Linked DNA regions of Mus musculus: regions 1 and 2 are each linked to region 3. The links are chromatin loops, found by intact Hi-C in ENCODE. Cell type or tissue: left cerebral cortex. All regions are shown on one strand.

Region 1 (2,500 bases), 370 kb before region 3:
GGAGACATTCCTGTCTCTTTTCTTTAGAAATATGAAAAGGTCCAAAATATGGTTCCCCCTTCAGTTCACAGACCCCTTTGAGCCTTTCCTTGTGGATGAAGATGTCTCTGTCCTGGTTCATCCTGAGGAGAGGGAAGGCAGAAGCTCATGTTAGGAATACTGGTGATCATCTGGAAAGCAATGAGGCTTCGGGAAGGCAAATGAGACCTCGGGCCACCCTAAAGCTGATGCGGGATGCCAGGCACTGCCAGGACACACGTTAGGAGAGACACATCTTAGAAGAGAGGTTGGGCTGACCTGTGGGGAGGCAGAAGTCTCTCAGAAGAGGGTTCCAGGCCACAGATGTTCAGGAGGAGAAAGCGCTGCCCTTGCACCCTTCTATGGGCAATGTAGGAGTGCCGGTCTGAAATCTGGAAGCTGATTGGAGCAGTCCCATCTCTGCCCCACCTTTGCCAGAGTCTGGGGCCTAGATCCAACCCCTGCGTCCACTTCTGAAGGATGGAGGCTGGGTGTAGCTTTCAGCCATCACCTCAAAGCATAGTGGATAGGGAAAGGAGCTGTCTGTCACGGATCGTTCTGTGTTAGCCACGTGCCAAGGCTTCCTCAGATATTGCCCCATAGAGGCCAGTGAGAGGGTTCTCAGCCCCTGTGAGGAGGACCACAGCTCTGACGTGGAAGCTTGCCCTGTGCCTCCTTCTTCCAAAAGCATGCCCTGTTCTCACCGGCTTTTAACCTTGGAGAGGCAGGTGACCCTACGTTCTCAGGGGAGAGGCAGGTGTCCCCACGTTCTCAGGGGAGAGGCAGGTGTCCCCACGATCTCAGGGGAGAGGCAGGTGTCCCCACGTTCTCAGGGGGAGAGGCAGGTGTCCCCAAGTTCTCAGGGGAGAGGCAGGTGTCCCCAAGTTCTCAGGGGAGAGGCAGGTGTCCCCACGTTCTCAGGGCTGTGCTTAGTAGATGTATTAACCAATTCTCTGAGCCTCACAGACCCTTCTAGAAGGGGCTCAAGAGTTTGCAAATTGAATGAATCAAGCGCAAACTCCACAACAACAAACTAAAAATCAAAACCCAGACAGGTCAGACTATCCAAACAGTAGGGGGCTCTATTCACTCATACGATAAAAGAAAAAAAATTTTTTTTTTCCAGTAAAGATTTGCTATGCCAACATGATTCTAAAAACTGCTCAAAAATAGAATACCATATTTTAAATTTAACATATATTTAAATAATTATTAAAACTTAAATAATTTATTTTTGGAGGGGAAAAAAAAAAAAACCTGCCTAGGCCTGAGAGTGTAACTCAGTGGCTTCAGACCCAGGACTCTCCTGCACAAAAGCCATTACAGAAAAGTCTTCAAAAGTGAGACCAGACCCAGCATTCACAGTATCTGACCAGGGTCAGCCACTGCCAGGCACGAGACTGGGGGGTAATTATCCTAAATTCACAGTAGCAGCTGTGACCTTTGCAGAGGGTTTGGTAAATGTCACCCTACACTGAGTGCTTTGGTCATCATCTCATTTAATCCTCAGAACAGCCCCGTGGTGATAATGGTGGCTGGAAACTGAGAACCTAGTCAGCTCTTCCCCATGCCCTATCTCCCCCCACGCCCAATGGCGCGCCTATCAGTCTTCCTCCAGTCTGTCTGGCTCCAAAGTTGAGACCTTAACCACCCGTCCCTACCACCTCACCATGTGGCAAATTACTTTTCCTTCTGGACTCTCAGTGGTGGTCTGGAAAGCAGCCAAGCGTTTGTAGGAAAGCTCTCGGTCTGAACTTGGAGGAGCTGGGAGTGATTATTACTCGTGATCTGAAAACAAGAAAAAAGGTCTGGGGGCGGGGCACTCTAGTTTGTTCTGAAGTCTGCGGTTGAGTGAAGGCAACCCAGTCATTTCAGCAGAGTGCTATGTTACCACTGATGGGATTTCGGGGAGAGATCCTTATTTCAGACTCCAGGTCTTTACCCCTCTGTTATAGTTCAGAGCAAGGCTGAGAGGGAGGGAACTTAGATTCTACGCCTGGCTTCTTTTCTTAGATGAATGAGGTCTTCTTCAGCCTCCTCGAATCTTCGTGCAAAGTTCAGGTTATTTGCTTGGCCTCCGTCAGAACTCATATAGGACAGGTCTGGTGTTGCACTGGTGGGCAGGGCAGCACCGTATGGGCGTGGCAGTGCAGACGCAGGGCTTTCTGTGGAGACCAGCATTTTCCTCAGAGCGGAGCAGCAGGCAGGCCCCGCAGAGAGGAAAGCTCTGCAGAGGGATATTTTTGAGACTGATGCAGAATCCTAAGTAGTGACGTCCCAGTGACTCAGCTGGTGGGTGGAAGTGATTTTCAATAATGACAGTATCACCATGTCCCTCCTCCCACAGTGTCTCACATCACCAAAGACGTGCGCAATAGCCCTGACCCCACTGACTCAGCTACTGAGCACCGCAGGAAGAGAATAAAGGGAACAGGGGCGGGCGGGCGCCTCACAGGCTGTCCCTCTGAACCGTGCAAACCAT
Region 2 (2,500 bases), 140 kb after region 3:
CATCCAATAGCTGACTGTGAGCATCCACTTCTGTGTTTGCCAGGCACTAGGAAAGAAATCAGGAACCATAGATTTGAGCATCAGCAACAGAATACAAGAGATGGAGGAGAGAATCTCAGGTGCAGAAGATTCCATAGAGAACATGGACACAACAATCAAAGAAAATGCAAAATGCAGAAAGTATACTTTTCAAATGCCTGCCCTAAAGACTGCAGCCTACAATACAGAGCCTCAGCTGGGAAACAAGTGACTGCATAGTTTGTGAGGGGTTATTCCTTTTCTTACAGTAAAGTGTATATATATATATATATATATGTGTGTGTGTGTGTGTGTGTGTGTGTGTATATAATTTTGTTCTTTTGGAATTAGTAGCAAAGAGTGTGTTTAAATGAAAAAAGTAGTTCTGTGAGTTCAGCTTTATGACTGTGTTTAAAGTGTGATCAGATCATTTGGCAGTCATGGATGTTAGAAGTAGCTGTGAAATAAAATCCAACAAATAACCCCTAAATATTAACATACATTCATATTACCATTTATTGTGTTATATGCTAGCATAGACCATGTTTCAGAGTCCAGTTAGAATATAGAAGCTACGATAGTTCTTTGAGCAGAAAAACATTAATATAGATTATCCTGAGGCAGAGTACCCATGAATTGAAAAAAATGGACGAAGCTTTTTCCTTTGTGCCTGAGGCTGAGATTCAGACACTGTGGAGGTGTGGCTGCGGCCCACTTTGCTGTCTGGTGCTTGCCAAGCTAGGGCAAACAAAGTCGTCTGTTTTTATGAAAGGAAGTCATTTGTGGGGGCTGTTGGCCTTGGTGGATAGGCTGCCTGTGGTGCTCAAGGAACCCTTTGGGAAGCTTATTGGAATGTCAGTCAGATTTACTAAGAGCTTGCCGGTGGGAGTGCCTCCAGAATTTGCTGGAAGGAAGGCCTGTGGGGTGCTGGTGAAGCATACAAGTAGGTCTAATACTAGTGGGTATTCATTAGCTCCAGGTAGCCATGTAAACAAAAGCAACAAAGCACGGAGACATTTCTTCCTTTAATGTCATCATGGCTCCCTCTACTGTCAAATCTTAACATTGCACCCCAGGGAAAAATACAAAGCTGGGCAGAGAAGGGTAGATTTGGAACCGAGAGGCAGTGGATTTTTAATAGGCTGCCTGTCATAGACGATGCTGTCCTCAAATGCCCATATGTAGAACAGCATTGACTTACTTTTTATTCTATATGATTCTTTCTCTGGGCTACGGGGTGCGTGTGTCTATTCTGCACCATTATCATCCCCGGCATAGACTATTATGTATGCACACACTCTCTGTAATGTTGTGCATAGAGCAGTAGAGAACAGTGTTGAATCAAATTGTCTCCTTAAGTTTCTTCTCAGAAGTGCATGCATAACTTCTGCTTACATTTTGTACAAAGCATGTTTTATGATCATGCCTAGGTTAGAGTAGAAGGAATGTATCTCATCATGTGGAAGAACAAGAAATAAGTCGTGGGTTAATAGGATTGATACTGTAAAGTTTGGCAGTGTCTACGACAGTTATTTATAATTTATCCTTAAAAATCTTGTCTGGGTTTGACGTTTTTACAAGATCAGCAAAAATTGGTATTGACATAAAAATGGTATGCTTAACTTCTGGATCAGTAAATTTTAATTGCAGTAAGTGTAGCTATTTGCATAAAACAGTGTGGACCAGAACACACTTAAGGAGCAGGAAAAGTTTTTTGAAGGCTAGATACAAATTAAACTTTGTTTAAAAATTTGCATTAACTTTAGCTTACACAAGATATATGAGATATGAAATCTTTTAGTCTTTGTGTGTGTATTTAATGTGTGTGTGCATATTTCTTTATGTGTGTGGGTGTGACATGCATTCATGTGGAGGTCAGAGGACAGCATCCAGTATTCACCTGCTCCTTCCACCTTGACACAGGCTCTTAGTTTTTAGAAAGCTTTGTAAGACAGACTAGCTGTTTCTCAAGCATCCGGAAATTCTCCTGTCCCCATCTTTGATCCCGACGTAGGAGCACTGGACTACACTTGCTGTGGGCTACTATGTCTGGCTTTCTGTGGATTCGGGGAGATGTGGATTTATGTCCTCATGTTTGCATAGTAAGCACTTTACTCTCTGAGCTACTGAGCTGCTCTTCCCAGCCCTGGAACAGGAAATCTTTTGATACTGAAGAAGAGTTTTCATTTTTGGCCAGTTGTGGGTAGAAGATAAAAAAATAAATAAAAATGAGATGCTTTGACTAGAGTTTCAGCACCATCATAACATTTCGTTGTGAAAAAATTAAATAAGCTCTACAAAAATCTACAAAATGTTAAAAACAAAAGCTGTGATCTCTAAACTGAAATCCTAATGCCAAGGTCCTCTAGGATTCATGTCAAATTGGACATTCGAAGTGCAAAGGTGCACAGACCATAGTCCTGTGACTGTCAGTAGACAGGACAGCAGCCTCCAATTAAACACACTCATTTTTCTCCAGCAA
Region 3 (2,500 bases):
AACGTGTCCTTTGTGAGGACCAGTGGCCACGGTCTGGCCACGTCTGCCTGGAGGAGAGGCTAACAACCCCCACAAAGCATTTGTTCAGCTAACTTGAAGATTATGAATCACTTTGTGTCATCTCCCTGGGAAATATGAACTGCAGTTTACTCCTTAGAGGACCACAGCTTGAGCCAGGAGTGGTCAGAGGCTTTGAAGCTGAAGGGGAAAAATGAAGGCCCCACTAGGAGCCCTTCCAAGGACCCATTTTGCCTGATCTGTTTAAAACAGATGAGCAGTCAGGTCTTAACCAGTCAGGAACACTGTACTCAAGCTAAGGGGAAGGAAAGCGCTCCCAGGAAAGCAAATATCCCAAGGGCTTTCTGAGAGGCTAATCTGTGGGAAAGTCTGTTTGCTTAAAACCTTTCCCTCTAAAAGTCAATAAACCTAGTGGAGGGCAGAGAGTTTGTCTGTCCCACTCAAAAGCCAGCCATCGATAGATTTGTAGTCTTTGGCACATCATAAACTTCTGTCCTTAAACCAAGCTATATGGTTGTCAGGCACTGCGATACATAAAGGACAGGGGACATTTACTTATTTTATTATTATTATTTTTTTTTTAGATTTGAATTTCTTCCACTGACATTCTAAGTTGAGCTAATAAACCAAGCTCCTTGACAGCTAGTTCTAAACTGATTCAAAAGCACTGGGGGAAAATCCCTGCTGTTTCACGCAGCAGTGGTAGGGTTTTGTTGTTTTATGCTCTGATATATAATTTTCCTCCACAAAAGCATACTGTGTTGGAGCTACAGTTCTATTTTGAGTGCCTAAGTTGTTAAAAAAAAAAAAAGTGCCACATGAATGTGGCTCGTGTGCAGTTTGCGTATTATGAATGTGTAGTTAAGATACATAAAATAGTCATTTCCCCATAAAGCTAGCATTTTCCCCCTCTAAGGATTATACAGTACCACAACTCTACCCCAACTTGGAAAAGCATACTGTGCTGCCAGGCTCAGGTGCATCCTGTAGATTGGATTTGGTTCTGGTGTCAGAAAAAGTCCACACAGTCATTAGGAAGGTTTCCACAGATTCTATAAAGCGACTTTGTATAGGCGCTTTCAAAGCGTGTCTTTCACGCTCCCACTGAATTCTGCCCCCTGGTGGCCAACACAGGAAATGGGGCGTTGGGTGAGGGAATTTGAGCTTCCATTCACATGTTTTCATTTTGTTGACTTTCACTAATGATTCTAAATACCTATTGGAACTAGCATTTTAAGTTAAGAAAAGACAAACATACTCTATGTAGCATCTTTCCTGAGAGGAATTTAGAAATTATCAAATCATACTAGAGGAATTTACAACAATAAATGAAATGTTAAAGTAAAAAATTTAATTGGAATTCATTGTGTTTTGAAAAGTCTAACATCATCCCTGTTTCTATGTGAACTAATACAAGGATAAGTGCAGGAATTGATAAGCAACGCTCAAAATATTTCCACTGTAGCTCAATGGTAGAGTACTTGCCTGATATGTGTAAGGTTCTAAGTTCAAGCCTCATTGATGTAATGTGAACATGCGTGCTCTCTCTCTCTCTCTCTCTCTCTCTCTCTCTCTCTGTGTGTGTGTGTGTGTGTGTGTGTGTGTGTGTGTTTTGAGGTGTGGTCCCATGTATCCCAGACTAGGCACAAATTTGCTGTTTTGACAGGATCCTAAACTCTGGGTCCCTGCCTCTGCTTCCCAGGGGAAAGGGATTACAGGCACACGTGTGCTACCAACTGTTAACTTCATGGCAAGAATGCTTATTATCATCTTCATTTTATTCATAAGGAAATGGGCACTGAAATGCTGAGTAAATGGCCTGGTCTCATACATCTAAGACGGGATGAGTCTAGTATTTAAAAAAAAAAAAAAAAAAAAGGTTCTAGAATCCACGCCTTTAAATTCTACAGCACACAGAAAGAAACAACAGAACAGAGAACACTAGCGCTTACAGATGGTTTGCTAGATTATTACACACCTGCTGAGGACAGGGGATCACGTGAAACTAACTGGGCCACAGACTCCTCTTGAGGAAGACAGAATGGACTGGAGAAGTTCTACCCACTGCACTTTCCTCTGCATAAAAATGGGAAGAGCAGAGGAGGTGCACATACAACTTAGAGATGCTGTGATACAAGACAGCTACTGACTGCTAAAGTTTTATTTCACAATTATTTCCCTAGCAATTAATCTTAGGGAAATCACTCAAAAGGAAAAAAATCTATATGGCCAAGTATTCTCATTATATTAATATTTATAACAAAAAAGAGAAATAACCAAAAACAAGCATTAAAAATCTTGTATAGTAATGTAAAAGTTCCAAGAACCAAGTCCCTTGATAAAATATGGGATTATGGGCCTGGCAGTGGTGGTGCATGCCTTTCTTTAATCCTAGCACTTGAGAAGCAGAGAGAGTTCTGGGACAGCCAGGGGTACAAGGAGAAACCCTGTCTCTTAAAAACAAAACAAAACAAAACAAAAC

Evidence for each region. Hi-C counts contacts between places; a loop is a spot of excess contacts. Peaks named below come from ENCODE experiments on the same cell type or tissue, not always from the same donor. Only the 100,000 strongest peaks of a DNase experiment are listed, where the experiment ranks them.
Region 1: a loop joins it to region 3, with 9 times the contacts of the local background. A loop is called at or near these places in 9 of 42 quality-filtered maps.
Region 2: a loop joins it to region 3, with 2.3 times the contacts of the local background. A loop is called at or near these places in 8 of 42 quality-filtered maps.

The regions. Positions count from the first base shown.
Region 1 is chr15:38,708,004-38,710,503 of GRCm38, forward strand. No RefSeq gene overlaps it. Among named protein-coding and RNA genes, the nearest start is that of Gm45924, 19 kb to the right of the region's middle. In left cerebral cortex, a CTCF peak has its summit at 1,093 (motif pointing right); DNase peaks (open chromatin) are centred at 1,430, 1,832 and 2,318; H3K4me3 peaks cover 652 bases; H3K27ac peaks cover 1,220 bases.
Region 2 is chr15:39,216,385-39,218,884 of GRCm38, forward strand. All of the region lies in intron 1 of Rims2 (regulating synaptic membrane exocytosis 2), which reads left to right. Among named protein-coding and RNA genes, the nearest start is that of Rims2, 19 kb to the left of the region's middle. In left cerebral cortex, a CTCF peak has its summit at 1,071 (motif pointing left); a DNase peak (open chromatin) is centred at 1,082; H3K4me3 peaks cover 188 bases.
Region 3 is chr15:39,077,600-39,080,099 of GRCm38, forward strand. All of the region lies in intron 1 of Cthrc1 (collagen triple helix repeat containing 1), which reads left to right. Among named protein-coding and RNA genes, the nearest start is that of Cthrc1, 1.9 kb to the left of the region's middle. In left cerebral cortex, a CTCF peak has its summit at 1,149 (motif pointing left); DNase peaks (open chromatin) are centred at 114 and 1,101; H3K4me3 peaks cover 765 bases.